2 separate regions of the Homo sapiens genome follow, and region 1 is linked to region 2. Evidence: read pairs that join two places in POLR2A ChIA-PET (ENCODE). Cell type or tissue: MCF 10A. All regions are shown on one strand. Each heading gives the region's core, and the rest is flanking DNA. Links, peaks and the distances in the headings are about the cores only.

Region 1 (8,245 bases), core at 1,054-6,053, 270 kb before region 2:
CCTTATCTCTCCACCCTTCACTATTCCACCATCATAATTACTTTCTAACATCCCAAAGAGCCAGCATTCTGAGGAACATACTTGCAGAAATATTGTCTTAATTAATTGCCTTGTCTAATGGATGCCCCCCTCTAACAAAGAAAGGAACTTCTAATCACAGAACTTGAGATAACCATAAATGAGTTTACCACTAGAGGACTTTAGAACCCTTAAATTATATATACTTTATCTTGCTAATGAAGGCAGTAGCAATTTCTCTACACTATGCCAGAAGTCACATTAGGTATTACGTATGAATCATTGCAAGAACGATGGGAGTATCACTACATATTATTATACAATATATTATTATATATTGCAGCTTTATAAATTAGAAAACTAATGCCCTGAGAGGTTAGGATCACAGAGTAAACATGTGATGTACTTTCACCATGCAACATATAAGACATATCTTAATACTGAAGTCTAAATACCAACTACTGAATTTAAAAATACTTTTTAAAAATCTGTCAGCCTATGTTGGAGTGTGAATAAATCCAAAAAGCAGAAGTCAAGAATTATCACCAATAAAATATTTGTCTCTTTACCATTCATAAAAATCCTTACCTTAATTGTAAATCAATTTTAAATCTCATTTCTGTTAGTTCAGTATATTTTTTCCTTGTAAAATACAGAAAGAGACCAAGCCTCTGAGCTATGTTCTTTATGGCTATATTTGACCATTACAAATAATAGTTTAATTACTACTTCCCAAAGGACAAATATAGGTACCTCACAAAAGAGAAAGCAGAATTAATAACAAAAAAGTTTAATTTCACTAGTGAATTTAAATGATACTGTTATTAAAATAATTGATATTAAAATATTTTAAATACTTATTTTCTAGTCCTAGAAAGGAAAAATAACACTAATATTCTCATGCATCCATTTTGGGAATATAAGTTTGTTAAAAAGCAATTAAGCAGTATTCAAATTTGGCATATTAGCAATATGGAATGTTCAAAAATAATTAGAACATAGATTCCTTTTGGCCTAATAATTCTACTTCTGGAAACCTATCTTAAGGGAAGTAACCAAAAACTTTTTAAAGATCATTTAAAGAAACGGTTGTTGAACTGTATATAAAAGTATTGGGTTATACAATTATTAAATATGATTTTGGAAATCATGTAACGGGGGAAAAGAGTAAGACAGTGAGTTAACTTTTTTTTTTTTTTTTTTTTTGAGACGGAGTTTCGCTCCTGTTGCCCAGGCTGGAGTGCAATGGCACAATCTCAGCTCACCACAACCTCCGCCTCCTGGGTTCCAGCGATTCTCCTGCCTCGGCCTCCCAAGTAGCTGGGATTACAGGCACGCACCAATACACCTGGCTAATTTTGTATTTTTAGTAGAGACAGGGTTTCTCCATGTTGGTCAACCTGGTCTGGAACTCCTGACCTCGGGTAATCAACCCACTTCAGCCTCCCAAAGTGCTGGGATTACAGGCATGAGCCACCACGCCCAGCCAAATGAACACTTTTAAGTCTAATCTTGGGCTACACTCTTTTCTATTACTATTCTTTATAATGACATATTAGGTTAGGTATCTTCTAAACACTATAAGAAATTAAAGGCCGGGCGCGGTGGCTCATGCCTGTAATCCCAGCACTTTGGGAGGCCGAGGCAGGCGGATCACGAGGTCAGGAAATCGAGACCATCCTAGCTAACACGGTGAAACCCCGTCTCTACTAAAAATAGAAAAAAATTAGCCGGGCGTGGTGGCTGGCGCCTGTAGTCCCAGCTACTCGGGAGGCTGAGGCAGGAGAATGGCGTGAACCTGGGAGGCAGAGCTTGCAGTGAGCCGAGATCGCGCCACTGCACTCCAGCCTGGGTGACAGGGCAAGACTCCGTCTCAAAAAAAAAAAAAAAAAAAAAAAGAAAAGAAAAGAAATTAAAATCTTACCTGTACAGTTGCCTCTATGACACCTCCTCAACTTTATTTCCTTTTCTGTTCCTTAAAGGTAATCACTACTTAAATTTAATCTTCATCATTCCATATATGTTTATAATTTTACAATATATATTTATGTCCCTAAATAAGGTTTTCATTTTGCAGGTTTTTAGTAATTAGTGCAAATTATTTTTTCCAGTGAACACTTTTTTTTGAGAATCATCTGTGCTTATATAAATAAAAGTAATTCAAACACTTTTACTATTATGTAGTATTTCATTATATTAGTATACTATAATCTATTTATCCATAAATATTGAAATAATTTCCAATGTTTTGTAAACTATTACAAGCAGCACCATTATTAACATGTGGTATACGTGTATGAAAATTTCCTATTGTATATGTACTCTTTAGAAAGAACACCTCATTTAATCACAGTGATATGCTTAGAAAGTATTCTTTTCTTATTTTACCAGTGAGTAAATAAGTGATTAGAAATCTATCAATCACTAACATAATTAGAAAGTAGTAGAATTAAATCTAGGTCTTATTATTCTGGAAGTCATGTTCTCTGTAATATACTGTTCTGTTATATATAATTTTTAAAAAAGAATCATGATTTTTAAAAAATTTTTGAACAGTATAATGACCTAGATGTTTTAAGGATATCAGTTTTCAAAATCTGGATGAAAATTCAAAAAATTCTGAGTAATTTTATAAATTCAGTAGTAGAATTATGGTTAATTTACTTTTATGCATTATTTTTAACTTTCTAATTAATTCTTTCTTGCTTTTATGTTATTTTTAATAGAAGGCATGACATGGAAAATTTTTCTTTGAATAAATTGAATTTTTCTTTGAAAACAATTTCTGTTCTAGAGCTGACATAAATTAACATACAAAAAAAGAAATTTTTAATATTATAAAAATATGTCCTAATTACCTCAGTGAAGACTATTCCCCGCTAAACAAAAGCATTACTTCCATAGTCAGTCAAATAACAAGTGTTTCTAATCTCATGCCAAAATATACCACTTTTAAGCAAGAATGAACTTAATACAAAATAATGCAACACAATAACTTGGACTATCCTTTGATATTTGCTGACTTATATTAACAGGTTGTGGACATTTATGCCAATCACTTGCTAAGTCAAATCCACATGTTCCAGGGATCAAAATACAATAAACAAATGCCTAAACCCAATGTACCTATTATCATGCATTTGCCAAATCACCAGATGTGAAAATGTTCAATTTGTTTTCGTGGCATTTGTGTAAAATATGTACTAATAACTTTGGTCAAATCAAGTTCAACAGGGAAGTTCAAAGAGATGCAGAGAGGTTAAGGGAACTCATTATTACATCAGAGAACAGTTAGATCAAGGCAGACTTGCCTACCCTAAAATTCGCCGTTTGAAAATAAGTACATGATTCCCTAACGTTCAGTTTTGGAGGCCATTTTGAAAGAGCAGTATGCTTCATGGAACATTATTAGCAGTAGTCCAGCTGGGTCAGTATGAATAAAATCAGTCTCAATTTTAAAAATTATTATATAGTTTCTGTTTAAGTTCACTTCTATGTTTTTGAATATCTACCTGAATCAACAATAGAAGAGGCGCTTAAATAACTGCATTCATTTCTATGGGAATAGATGTACGACTAGAGGGAGGACTCTTTCATAAAGCACTTATTCTGACATTATTATATGACCATGAAACTATTGGAAAAATAAGCAAAGCATATTAAAATATAAGAATAATGAATATAAGAATATGTTTGTAAAGATTTTGTAGGTATTAACAGACAACTAAAGAAAAGCAAAGTAAACATAATGCACTTCTATATGTTCACAGCTGCAGAATTATATATAAAAAAATTCTTTAACAATTAAAATAAATTAGTGGATCACTCACAATATTTCTCATCCAACTAAATAAATGCACTTACCAAACTTCAAGAGACATTTCTAGAACCATTTCAGTGACCTAAAAAAAGACATGTTAATCAGATTAGGTCATAAAGTAGATATGTGTTTATATCATGGAAACAAACTCAAAATAAATTTTGAGTGCCAGATTATTTTTAATCAAAAAAACAAAACCCTAAAAATAAAAGTAACACAGCTCCATGAAGACCCTAAACTACAGGCGTATTTCAGTAAACCAACTTTTTGGTATTTTTTTTGTAAGTCTACTTAGTACGTCATTTTAGCAAACACAAGAATTATCTCTGCCTGGTTGTTTTCCTCCCTCAGTAAAATAAAGTAGCTCACCACAACTACTATTTACAAAATATAAAAAGTGCCTGAGATATAAAAACTACTGAGATGTTGTGTCTATTATTTAGGAGCTGCCTCAGGCCACAAAATCAGAAGCTGTAATGGCCCAGAGGTTAGAATCAACCTGGGTGAAAGTTCACACATGTATAATTGAGACAAGTGCAGGCTGTAGTAAGCTGAAAATACAACACCCATTCATGGCAGGCAGTAGGACCTAGGATCCAGCCAACTGTAGTTGACTCGGGAAACATCTACTAATGAGATCTGGAGCCTCTGGTTTTTATTTATTTCAACACTATTTGAGCCTATCAAACATATTGAAGGAGGACATCCTGCCAGAGAGACAATTTTTGTGTAAAGGAAAGAAAATGATTAATATCCACTTAAGATATTAAGAGTTGTCTTTCCAGAGACTGTAAATCTGTTGTACAGAAAGGCCTTTTCAATATTATCCCTGGCGTTAGCTATGAAAAATGTAATTGTAGATTGTTATAAGAACCAAATGAGAAAATGCTTTGAAAGTTGCTACACAGTTGTAAATGTGTTATTATTTTTATTGTATCAGGTTACCATAAGAACATAGATAGAGCTAACTTGTTCAATAACTTCAAGTAGAACAGAACTAGGATATACCTCTTGAAATGTGCAGAGGAAATTTTTAGAATCAACATAAAATGCTATAGATTATTAGATTTACCCTCTTGAGTTTCAAGGAAGGGAAAAACACAGACTAGAAGGAGGTTTCCAAAAAGGTTAAAATAAGTTCATAGATGATTGATTCTCAGTGCTGAATTTTATGAGTAAGCAAAAGGTATTGAAAACATCTATACAAAAATTTGCCTCTCTCACTAAACTGTAAGCTCTGTCTTATATAGGTTCCTATTACTAGTCCATTGTATAGTATTTGGCATACAACAGATAACACATATTTGTCAAATTACTGTTCGTTTGTGTGTGTGTGTGTGTGTGTGTGAGGAGGAGGAGTGCATCAGGCAATCTTTTCTCATCAAGAAATAGCTGATTACTATTGGGGACAAAATCATGGGATGGTCTGACCCAGAAAACAGTTCCTATATATAGAATTCTATGAGCATTCTTTCATCAAAGAAGCATATACATATTTTTAAAGTTAATAAACTAATTGAGAATCCCAGGACACATGGAATAATGCATGCTCAGATGAATGTAACGTCAAAGGGTGATTGGCTACCAAACAGACAATGCAATTTAGAAGAAAGCAAGATATGGGTAAAGCATGGTCTTTTTTTTTCAAGAAATACATAAAAATTGCCCTTAAAATGATACTAGATTTAATGTTTTTATCACCAGAGTGTAAAGCCATTGTGAGTGGATGGAAATAACATTAACAATTACAACTCTATGTAGAGTTTTCTAATAAATGGAAAGATTCAAGGCCTCTTTCATTGTGCCGTCTCATGACAGAAAGTGCTCAAGAAAATGCTGGTTTCCCAGCTGGCAGGTCTCCAAGCAATTTATTAATTACATATCCAATGTTTGGCTGGGTGTGGTGGCTCACACCTGTAATCCCAGCACTTTGGGAGACCAAGGCAGGTGGATCACCTGATGTCAGGAGTTCGAAACCAGCCTGGCTAACATGGCGAAATCCCATCTCTACTAAAAATACAAAAATTATCCAGGCATGGTGGCCCATGCTTGTAATCTCAGCTACTCGGGAGGCTGAGGTAGGAGAATCACTTGAACCCAGCAGGCGGAGGTTGCAGTGAGCTGAGATCGCGCCACTGTACTCCAGCCTAGGCAACAAGAGTGAAAATTCTGTCTCAAAAAAAAAAATATATATATATCCCTGCCTGTTTGTTCTGACAGCTCCATTGAATAAAAGGAAAATCAACAATGCTGCATTTATAGTCAAATTTGTCTTCTCCATTAGCACACACTTTATGTATCTACCAACATTTCTTGGCTAAGACATTCATGATCCTGGATGGAGTGACAAGACTCTTTAAACAAAGGCAGGATAACGGAAGAGAAGGCACAGGATTTTTCTGCCATTTTGAATGTTACAGGCTGTGCTGCCAAGGTTCTTGTCACACGGATTAGGATCCTCACTTCCTCATTGCACAAGTGGGTCACCCACAACCAGGAGGAAATTTAAAATCCTCTTGCTTGGTGCACTATGTTCAGACATGCTATGCATGATAAGCTTGATATTTATAATCTCTCTGCACCTTTTACCTAGAACATGTCATTCAGATAAAAACGTACTTCCTGTGAGGCATTAAACAATTACTGTAAACTTCTTCCCACACATGGCATAAAGCATCTCTGCATTACAGGCTTCCATGCTGCTTGTATTATTAGGGCAATTAGAAAGAAGAATGATCACCTCTTCCAGGCTTCCCCCAACACCCTAATACTTAGCTTAGAGCTAGAACTAATTAGAACTCCACCTTTTTTAGGAAGAAGTTGGTTGTGTCCATTATGTATTCTTGTGAAAAGCAGCAATGTCATCTTTAAATTCCCCAGCGGAAAGCAATTTTAGATGTTTACAATTGGAGATTTTCAGTTAAAGGAGAGTGTGGAGAACTGGAGGAGATAAACTATAAAAACTAAAAGCCATTTCAGCCTTTCAAATAATTTTTAAAGGATCTAACCCACTAATTATCTTGAAAACTCTCCAGAGTCATTTTGAAATAGTGAAGCTTAAAGCAACAAGCATAGTGCCTGAAAATAAGGAAGTGCTTTAAAACAGCAGTCCCCAACATTTTTGGCACCAGGGACCGGTTTTGTGGAAGACAATTTTAACATGGACCAGGGTGGCGGGGTAGGAGCAGGGATGGTTTTGTGATTCAAGTGCATTACATTTATTGTGCACTTTATTTATATTATTATTACATTGTAATATATAATGAAATAATTATACAACTCACCATAACATAGAATCAGTGGGAGCCCTGAGCTTGTTTCCTGCAACTAAGCCTTCCATGTGGGGGTGAAGGGGGACAGTGACAGATCCTCAGGCATTATATTCTCATAAGCAGCATGAACCTAGATCCTTCACACTTGTAGTTCACAATAGGGTTCATGCTCCTGTGAGAATGTAATGCCACCGCTGATCTTACAGGAGGCGGAGCAGCAATGCGAGTGATGGGGAGCTACTGTAAATACAGATGAAGCTTTGCTCCTTCGTCCAACTCTCACCTCCTGCTGCGGAGCCTAGGTCCTAACTTGCCATAGACCAGAACCAGGGGTTGGGGACCCCTGCTTTAAAATGATTATTACAAAAAAGATGCATATAGCAAAATAATTTCAAACTTGAGAATCTATCCTATTAGTAAAGGGTTCTTCAAATATGCTATGACTTCCCTTATGTACTCCAATATTTACAACATTTACTTTCAATAAAACATTATTTTGAATTCTGATCCCTAATTTACTCTTTTTTTTTTCTAGGTAGAAACAAACAGCAATTAATCATCATATTGATTCAATCATTATTCACATCTTTCAAGAGAATTACATAATATGTTCTGCTTTATCCATATTTACTTGACCTGTGCAGGATAATAAATAAAGTCATTTTTAAAGGGTCAATTTTACTTAGAATCATGTTTCCGTACATTGTACCTCAATCGTGTAAGGAAGGAACAGGATGTGGATCTGACAAGGAGGCAATCCAAGTGCAAAGCAGAAATTACAACCCTATCAATACATGCAAACTCACATCTAATAAATTCTGCATGTTTAAAAGTTGAATAAGACACTGGTAAAATCATTTTTCTTTTTCTTTTCTTTTTTCTTTTTTTTTTTTTTGAGCAATAAAGCTTTTTAATCACTAGGGTGTAGGCGGACTGAGTCCGAAAAAGGAGTCAGCAAGGGGAGATAGGGGAGATAGGGGTGGGGCAGTTTTATAGGATTTGGGTAGGTAGTAGAAAATTACAGTTAAAGAGGATTGTTCTCTTGTGGGCAGGGGCGGGGGTAACAAGGTGCTCAGTGGGGAGCTCCGGAGACTTATTGTCCAGGAGAAGGAATGTCACAAGGTAAGGTCATCAG
Region 2 (8,245 bases), core at 1,648-6,647:
TGTTGAATAGGAGTGGTGAGAGAGGGCATCCCTGTCTTGTGCCAGTTTTCAAAGGGAATGCTTCCAGTTTTTGCCCATTCAGTATGATATTGGCTGTGGGTTTGTCATAGATAGCTCTTATTATTTTGAAATACATCCCATCAATACCTAATTTATTGAGAGTTTTTAGCATGAAGGGTTGTTGAATTTTGTCAAAGGCTTTTTCTGCATCTATTGAGATAATCATGTGGTTTTTGTCTTTGGCTCTGTTTATATGCTGGATTACATTTATTGATTTGCGTATATTGAACCAGCCTTGCATCCCAGGGATGAAGCCCACTTGATCATGGTGGATAAGCTTTTTGGTGTGCTGCTGGATTCATTTTGCCAGTATTTTATTGAGGATTTTTGCATCAATGTTCATCAAGGATATTGGTCTAAAATTCTCTTTTTTGGTTGTGTCTCTGCCTGGCTTTAGTATCAGAATGATGCTGGCCTCATAAAAAGAGTTAGGGAGGATTCCCACTTATTCTATTGATTGGAATAGTTTCAGAAGGAATGGTATCAGTTCCTCCTTGTACCTCTGGTAGAATTCGGCTGTGAATCCATCTGGTCCTGGACTCTTTTTGGTTGGTAAGCTATTGATTATTGCCACAATTTCAGATCCTGTTATTGGTCTATTCAGAGATTCAACTTCTTCCTGGTTTAGTCTTGGGAGAGTGTATGTGTCGAGGAATTTATCCATTTCTTCTAGATTTTCTAGTTTATTTGCGTAGAGGTGTTTGTAGTATTCTCTGATGGTAGTTTGTATTTCTGTGCTATCGGTGGTGATATCCCCTTTATCATTTTTTATTGCATCTATTTGATTCTTCTCTCTTTTTTTCTTTATTAGTCTTGCTAGCGGTCTATCAATTTTGTTGATCCTTTCAAAAAACCAGCTCCTGGATTCATTAATTTTTTGAAAGGTTTTTTGTGTCTCTATTTCCTTCAGTTCTGCTCTGATTTTAGTTATTTCTTGCCTTCTGCTAGCTTTTGAATGTGTTTGCTCTTGCTTTTCTAGTTCTTTTAATTGTGATGTTAGGGTGTCCATTTTGGATCTTTCCTGCTTTCTCTTGTGGTCATTTAGTGCTATAAATTTCCCTCTACACACTCCTTTGAATGCGTCCCAGAGATTCTGGTATGTTGTGTCTTTGTTCTCGTTGGTTTCAAAGAACATCTTTATTTCTGCCTTCATTTCGTTAGGTACCCAGTAGTCATTCAGGAGCAGGTTGTTCAGTTTCCATGTAGTTGAGCAGTTTTGAGTGAGATTCTTAATCCTGAGTTCTAGTTTGATTGCACTGTGGTCTGAGAGATAGTTTGTTATAATTTCTGTTCTTTTACATTTGCTGAGGAGAGCTTTACTTCCAAGCACGTGGTCAATTTTAGAATAGGTATGGTGTGGTGCTGAAAAAAATGTATATTCTGTTGATTTGGGGTGGAGAGTTCTGTAGATGTCTATTAGGTCCGCTTGGTGCAGAGCTGAGTTCAATTCCTGGGTATCCTTGTTGACTTTCTGTCTCGTTGATCTGTCTAATGTTGACAGTGGGGTGTTAAAGTCTCCCATTATTAATGTGTGGGAGTCTAAGTCTCTTTGTAGGTCACTCAGAACTTGCTTTATGAATCTTGGTGCTCCTGTATTGGGTGCATATATATTTAGGATAGTTAGCTCTTCTTGTTGAATTGATCCCTTTACCATTATGTAATGGCCTTCTTTGTCTCTTTTGGTCTTTGTTGGTTTAAAGTCTGTTTTATCAGAGACTAGGATTGCAACCCCTGCCTTTTTTTGTTTTCCATTTGCTTGGTAGATCTTCCTCCATCCTTTTATTTTGAGCCTATGTGTGTCTCTGTACATGAGATGGGTTTCCTGAATACAGCACACTGATGGGTCTTGACTCTTTATCCAATTTGCCAGTCTGTGTCTTTAAATTGGAGCATTTAGTCCATTTACATTTAAAGTTAATACTGTTATGTGGAATTTGATCCTGTCATTATGATGTTAGCTGGTTATTTTGCTCGTTAGTTGATGCACTTTCTTCCTAGTCTTGATGGTCTTTACATTTTGGCATGATTTTGCAGCGGCTGGTACCAGTTGTTCCTTTCCATGTTTAGCGCTTCCTTCAGGAGCTCTTTTCGGGCAGGCCTGGTGGTGAAAAATCTCTCAGCATTTGCTTGTCTGTAAAGTATTTTATTTCTCCTTTGCTTATGAAGCTTAGTTTGGCTGGATATGAAATTCTGGGTTGAAAATTCTTTTCTTTAAGAATGTTGAATATTGGCCCCCACTCCCTTCTGGCTTGTAGGGTTTCTGCTGAGAGATCCGCTGTTAGTCTGATGGGCTTCCGTTTGAGGGTAAGCCGACCTTTCTCTCTGGCTGCCCTTAACATTTTTTCCTTCATTTCAACTTTGGTGAATCTGACAATTATGTGTCTTGGAGTTGCTCTTCTCCAGGAGTATCTTTGTGGCGTTCTCTGTATTTCCTGAATCTGAACGTTGGCCTGCCTTGCTAGATTGGGGAAGTTCTCCTGGATAATATCCTGCAGAGTGTTTTCCAACTTGGTTCCATTCTCCCCGTCACTTTCAGGTACACCAATCAGACGTAGATTTGGTCTTTTCACATAGTCCCATATTTCTTGGAGGCTTTGCTCATTTATTTTTATTCTTTTTTCTCTAAACTTCCCTTCTTGCTTCATTTCATTAATTTCATCTTCCATTGCTGATACCCTTTCTTCCAGTTGATCGCATCGGCTCCTGAGGCTTCTGCGTTCTTCACGTAGTTCTCGAGCCTTGGTTTTCAGCTCCATCAGCTCCTTTAAGCACTTCTCTGTATTGGTTATTCTAGTTATACATTCTTCTAAATTTTTTTCAAAGTTTTCAACTTCTTTGCCTTTGGTTTGAATGTCCTCCCGTAGCTCAGAGTAATTTGATCGTCTGAAGCCTTCTTCTCTCAGCTTGTCAAAGTCATTCTCCATCCAGCTTTGTTCCGTTGCTGATGAGGAACTGCGTTCCTTTGGAGGAGGAGAGGCGCTCTGCTTTTTGGAGTTTCCAGTTTTTCTTTTCTGTTTTTTCCCCATCTTTGTGGTTTTATCTACTTTTGGTCTTTGATGATGGTGATGTACAGATGGGTTTTTGGTGTGGATGTCCTTTCTGTTTGTTAGTTTTCCTTCTAACAGACAGGACCCTCAGCTGCAGGTCTGTTGGAATACCCTGCCATATGAGGTGTCAGTGTGCCCCTGCTGGGGGGTGCCTCCCAGTTAGGCTGCTCGGGGGTCAGGGGTCAGGGACCCACTTGAGGAGGCAGTCTGCCCATTCTCAGATCTCCAGCTGCGTGCTGGGAGAACCACTGCTCTCTTCAAAGCTGTCAGACAGGGACATTTAAGTCTGCAGAGGTTACTGCTGTCTTTTTGTTTGTCTGTGCCCTGCCCCCAGAGGTGGAGCCTACAGAGGCAGGCAGGCCTCCTTGAGCTGTGGTGGGCTCCACCCAGTTCGAGCTTCCCAGCTGCTTTGTTTACCTAAGCAAGCCTGGGCAATGGCAGGCGCCCCTCCCCCAGCCTCGCTGCCACTTTGCAGTTTGATCTCAGACTGCTGTGCTAGCAATCAGCGAGACTCCGTGGGCGTAGGACCCTCCGAGCCAGGTGTGGGATATAATCTCGTGGTGCGCCGGTTTTTAAGCCCGTCGAAAAAGCGCAGTATTCGGGTGGGAGTGACCTGATTTTTCCAGGTGCCGTCCGTCAACCCTTTCTTTGACTTGGAAAGGGAATTCCCTGACCCCTTGCGCTTCCCAAGTGAGGCAATGCCTCGCACTGCTTCGGCTCGCGCACAGTGCGCGCACCCACTGACCTGCGCCCACTGTCTGGCACTCCCTAGTGAGATGAACCCAGTACCTCAGATGGAAATGCAGAAATCACTGTCTTCTGCGTCGCTCACGCTGGGAGCTGTAGACCGGAGCTGTTCCTATTCGGTCATCTTGGCTCCTCCCTTATAATGAATTTTTTATTCACTTCCCTTCTCTATTTTAAATTAAGAAATCATCAGAGACTCTCCTTACTATCACTTATTTTCACCACTCGTTTAGTGCTTCATTTTCTAGCGTCATTCCCCACCATCCTCTCCCTTAATTTTTTTTTCATTTCTTTTGTAATTTCTAGGCAAAAAGGATTGCCAGCTCCCCAAAAGTGCCAAACTTTATCATGCCTCTATGCAGGCATACAGCCTTTCCCTCTACCTGGAATGACTTTTCCTCCGTCTTTGCCACACCTCATAACCTGCCTTTTCCACTGGGCTTTCTTAGTCATGCTTAAAGACAGCTTTTCCACTTTCTCCTTGAGTCCTTTCCACACCTGTACCCTTTCCCCCAGGCAGAGTGATTAGCAATTCCTTTTTCCTTGGGGATGAGCCAGAAGTATGAGTAGGAAAATCCCTTCTCTTTGGATGCAGACAGAAGAGTCAAGAGAGAAGGACAGAATTTGAAGTCCAACAAATCCAATCTGATGGATTCATTTGCACGAGTTTTTCTGTTCAGGACTGGGGACGGAGAAGTCCTCTGACTTTCGTTTTTCCATGGTGGTCTATTGCTGATCACTCTGTGCTTTCCTTGGTCTTTTCAGAGAGACACATCATTTATTTAGAAACATTAATATTACTGATTGGACTGAGTCAATTCTTATGCAGGCCTGAGAACCTCCCTCTTTCTTCGAAATGATTATGTCTATTTCTTTTTTTTCTTCAAGTCCAGCCAACATCATATATTTCTTATTTTATTTCTTAGTTTGGATTTTATAGTTTAACTGTCAGAAGTCAACCTCATTTCCAAGTTCTTAAAGACAGCTCACTGTGCTCTTGTATCCAATTTACATTAGTGATTTCTGAATTTATTTTTTTTTTTGACAGAGTCTTGCTCTGTTGCCCAGGCTGGAGTGCAGTGGCCTGATCTCGGCTTACTGCAACCTCTGCCTCCCAGGTTCAAGCAGTTCTCCTGGCTCAAATACCTGGGATTACAGGCTTCCACCACCACGCCCAGCTAATTTTTGCATTTTCTGTAGAGACTGGGTTTCACCAGGCTGATCTCCAACTCCTGACCTTAGGTGATCTGCACACCTTGGCCTCCCAAAGTGCTGGGATTACAGGCATGAGCCACCACGCCCAGCCAGATTTCTGAATATTTTTAATATTGATTTCTGTTGTCGAGAGAGACTGAGAGAAAGGGAGAGAGAACATGGAATATTATCATATAAAATGCACGGAAGAAGAGATGTTCTAGTTGAAGCAAGAGCAGGAGTGGGGGCACAAACAGTCAGCCCCAAGGCCTGTCTCCCTCTTGTCCCTCTTCAAAGCAGTGTACTCTCCAACTCACATCCCAATTATACCTACTATTTACTGATTAATGTTAAGTTGTCATGCAAGTGTTCACTGATACAAGAATTTACAAATATGGGCTTCTATAGTGGTTGTTCTTGATTTTCTTTTTTTTTTTTTTTTTTTGAGACTGAATCTCGCTGAATCACCCAGGCTGGAGTGCAGTGGCACAATCTCAGCTCACTGCAACCTCTACCTCCTGGGTTCAAGCAATTCATCTGCCTCAGTCTCCCCAGTAGCTGGGATTACAGGTGCCCGCCACACCTGGCTAATTTTTGTATTTATGTAGAGACAGGGTCTCACCATGTTGGCCAAGCTGTTCTCAAGGCTCCTAACCTCAAGTGATCTGCCCACCTCGGCCTCCCAAAGTGCTGGGATTACAGGCATGAGCCACTGTGCCCAGCCTATTTTTGAGCTTTTATGGGTTATGAGCTTCATGGGAAACTAGAAAAACTATGAACAGTTCTCTTCAGAAAAATATTCATATAGCAAAAAATAAAAACCTCAAATTTTGTTTATATTTTCAGGAAATAACAACACCTCTGAAATCCTATGTAAGCTATAGATTAAGACGTATTTTCTATAGTTAGGAAAATCCATCTATTAATTGAACAGAATTTCATGGTAAGGGAGAAAGAGTGGAAATGATAGTTGTCACTTCCAAACAGAAACTCCCGAAGTCAGAGCATGATAAACCACATTTGCTTTCTTTGTCCCAGTGGTAATGAAACAGTTCCTAGGTAATGCCTTCATCAGCTTGTGTTCCTGAGTGACAATAATCAAAGACACCTGTGACCAGTGAGTTCTTTCCCTACTTTCTATTGGTCACAAAGGAACAAATGACAAGTCCAACTTTTAAACTTTGATACACTTCATAAGTATCCTCATCAAATATTATTTATGATAATATACTTGTTCTGTTACTAATATTCTAAATTCTTCCTCTGAGCTATACATGTTTTGACTTAAATCTTCTAAACTTGAAAAATCAATTCCTTAGCTTTTGGTAACTGTCAAGATAAAAACATACTACCATAGTTTGGAGGGAGATGGCATACTCAGTTATTTTCTATGAAGTAATTGTAAAAAAAAAAAAAAAATCAGCGTTGTGGTGCCCATCTTCTACTACTCCAGGGCATGTAGGCAGAGACAAACATTTGGCTATCATCTGTTGCTAAAGGCATCTCTGGTCCTCCAGCCCTTCCTATAGGACACCGTAGCCTTTTTTGCACTTGCTTCACTGACCCATAATTGTTTTTATGCCTTTCTGCCTCATTAAACTGTTAGCTCATTCATCCAACAAATATTTGTTTTTAATCTCCTTTATCTTTATATGCCTTCTATGAACACAAGGCCTAGCACAAATGAGAGTGTAGAATTTATAAATAAATTAAAGAATATATTGAATACTCATTATTATTTTTACAGTAATAGTTGCTAGTTATTGACAGAAAGCCAGGATTCTTAACTAATTTAATGAGCACTTTTTATATTCCAGAGTTTGTGCTAAGTGTTTTACATGTATTACCTTCTTTAATCCTCATAATATCCCTAGGATATTAGGAGATTGGTATTTAATAGATGACTGACTCTACTACATCTCCGACATTGCTAGGGTTTAACTGTGCCCCTTCCACCAAATTTATATGTTGAAGTTCAAACCCTCAGTACCTGATTATGACCTTATATGGAAACAGAATCCTTAAAGTCATAATTAGTTAAGTTAAAATGAGGTCATACTGGAGTAGGGTGGAACACTAATCCAATCTGGCTGGTGTCTGTATAGAAAGGCAAATTTAGACACAGACACACACACACAAGGAGCCCATCATGTGAAAACTGGAGTTATGCTGTCACCTACCCAGAAGCTACCAGGAACCAGGAGAGGGACCTGAAACATTTTTCCCTAGCACCTTCAGAGTGCAACTGCCCAATGGGTTCACCTTGCCCACTGCCTAGACACAGCCAATTTATAAGGCAGGGGAATTGCAATAGAGAAAGTGTAATTCACATAGAGCCAGCTGCATGGGAGACCAGAGTTTTATTATTACTCAAATCAGTCTCGCTGAGCATTCGGGGATCAGAGTTTTTAAGGGCAATTTGGTGGGTCGGGGGAAGCCAGTGAGCTGGGAGTGCTGATTGGTCAGTTCAGAGATGAAATCCTAGGGAGTCAAAGCTGTCTTACTGCACTGAGTTAATTCCTGGGTTGCCGGGGTGGGCGGGGGTTGCCACAAGATCACATGAGCCAGTTTATTGATCTGGGTGGGGCCAGTTGATCTGTCAAGTTCAGGGTCTGCAAAATAGCTCCAGCACTGATCTTAGGAGCAGTTTAGGGAGGGTCAGAAATCTCGTAGCCACCAGCTGCATTCCTAACCCATAATTGCTAATCTTGTGCCTAATTCATTAGTCCTACAAAGGCAGTCTAGTCCCCAGGAAAGAAGGAGGTTTGTTTTAGGAAAGGGCTGTTATCTATTGTCTTTGTTTTAAACTAAAACTAAGTTCCTCCAGAAGTTAGTTCAGCCTATGCCCAGGAATGAACAAGGACAGCCTGGAGGTTAGAAGCAAGGAGTTGGTTAGGTCAGATCTCTTTCACTGACTCAGTTATAATTTTGCAATGGCAGTTTCAAGAGGAAGCATAGTTTTGCCAACATCTTGATTTTGGACTTCTGGCCTCCGGAAATGTAAGACAATGAATTTCTGTTATTCTAAGCCATCCAGTTGGCACTTTATGATGGCAGCCCTAGGAAACTGACACACACTCTCAGCATCTCCTCTCTCCCACTCAACTAGTGAATGAAAGACTTTAATCAATATCAAGCAGCTCCTCTTCACCAGAAGGTTATTGATCTGCGATATAAGTATAGACTCAAATATTCTC

What was found. Peaks named below come from ENCODE experiments on the same cell type or tissue, not always from the same donor. Only the 100,000 strongest peaks of a DNase experiment are listed, where the experiment ranks them.
Region 1: POLR2A ChIA-PET joins it to region 2 with 5 read pairs; 2 of 35 experiments call an interaction of 5 or more read pairs at or near these places.

The regions. Positions count from the first base shown.
Region 1 is chr1:186,902,640-186,910,884 of GRCh38, reverse strand. PLA2G4A (phospholipase A2 group IVA) reads right to left here. Exons shown (of 18, transcript NM_024420.3): 6 at 3,883-3,920. Among named protein-coding and RNA genes, the nearest start is that of PLA2G4A, 78 kb to the right of the region's middle. In MCF 10A, for the core only: no CTCF peak of the experiment used is centred there; no DNase peak of the experiment used is centred there.
Region 2 is chr1:186,633,078-186,641,322 of GRCh38, reverse strand. No RefSeq gene overlaps it. Among named protein-coding and RNA genes, the nearest start is that of PTGS2, 43 kb to the left of the region's middle. RefSeq lists enhancers at 2,947-3,612, 3,613-4,278. In MCF 10A, for the core only: no CTCF peak of the experiment used is centred there; a DNase peak (open chromatin) is centred at 4,372.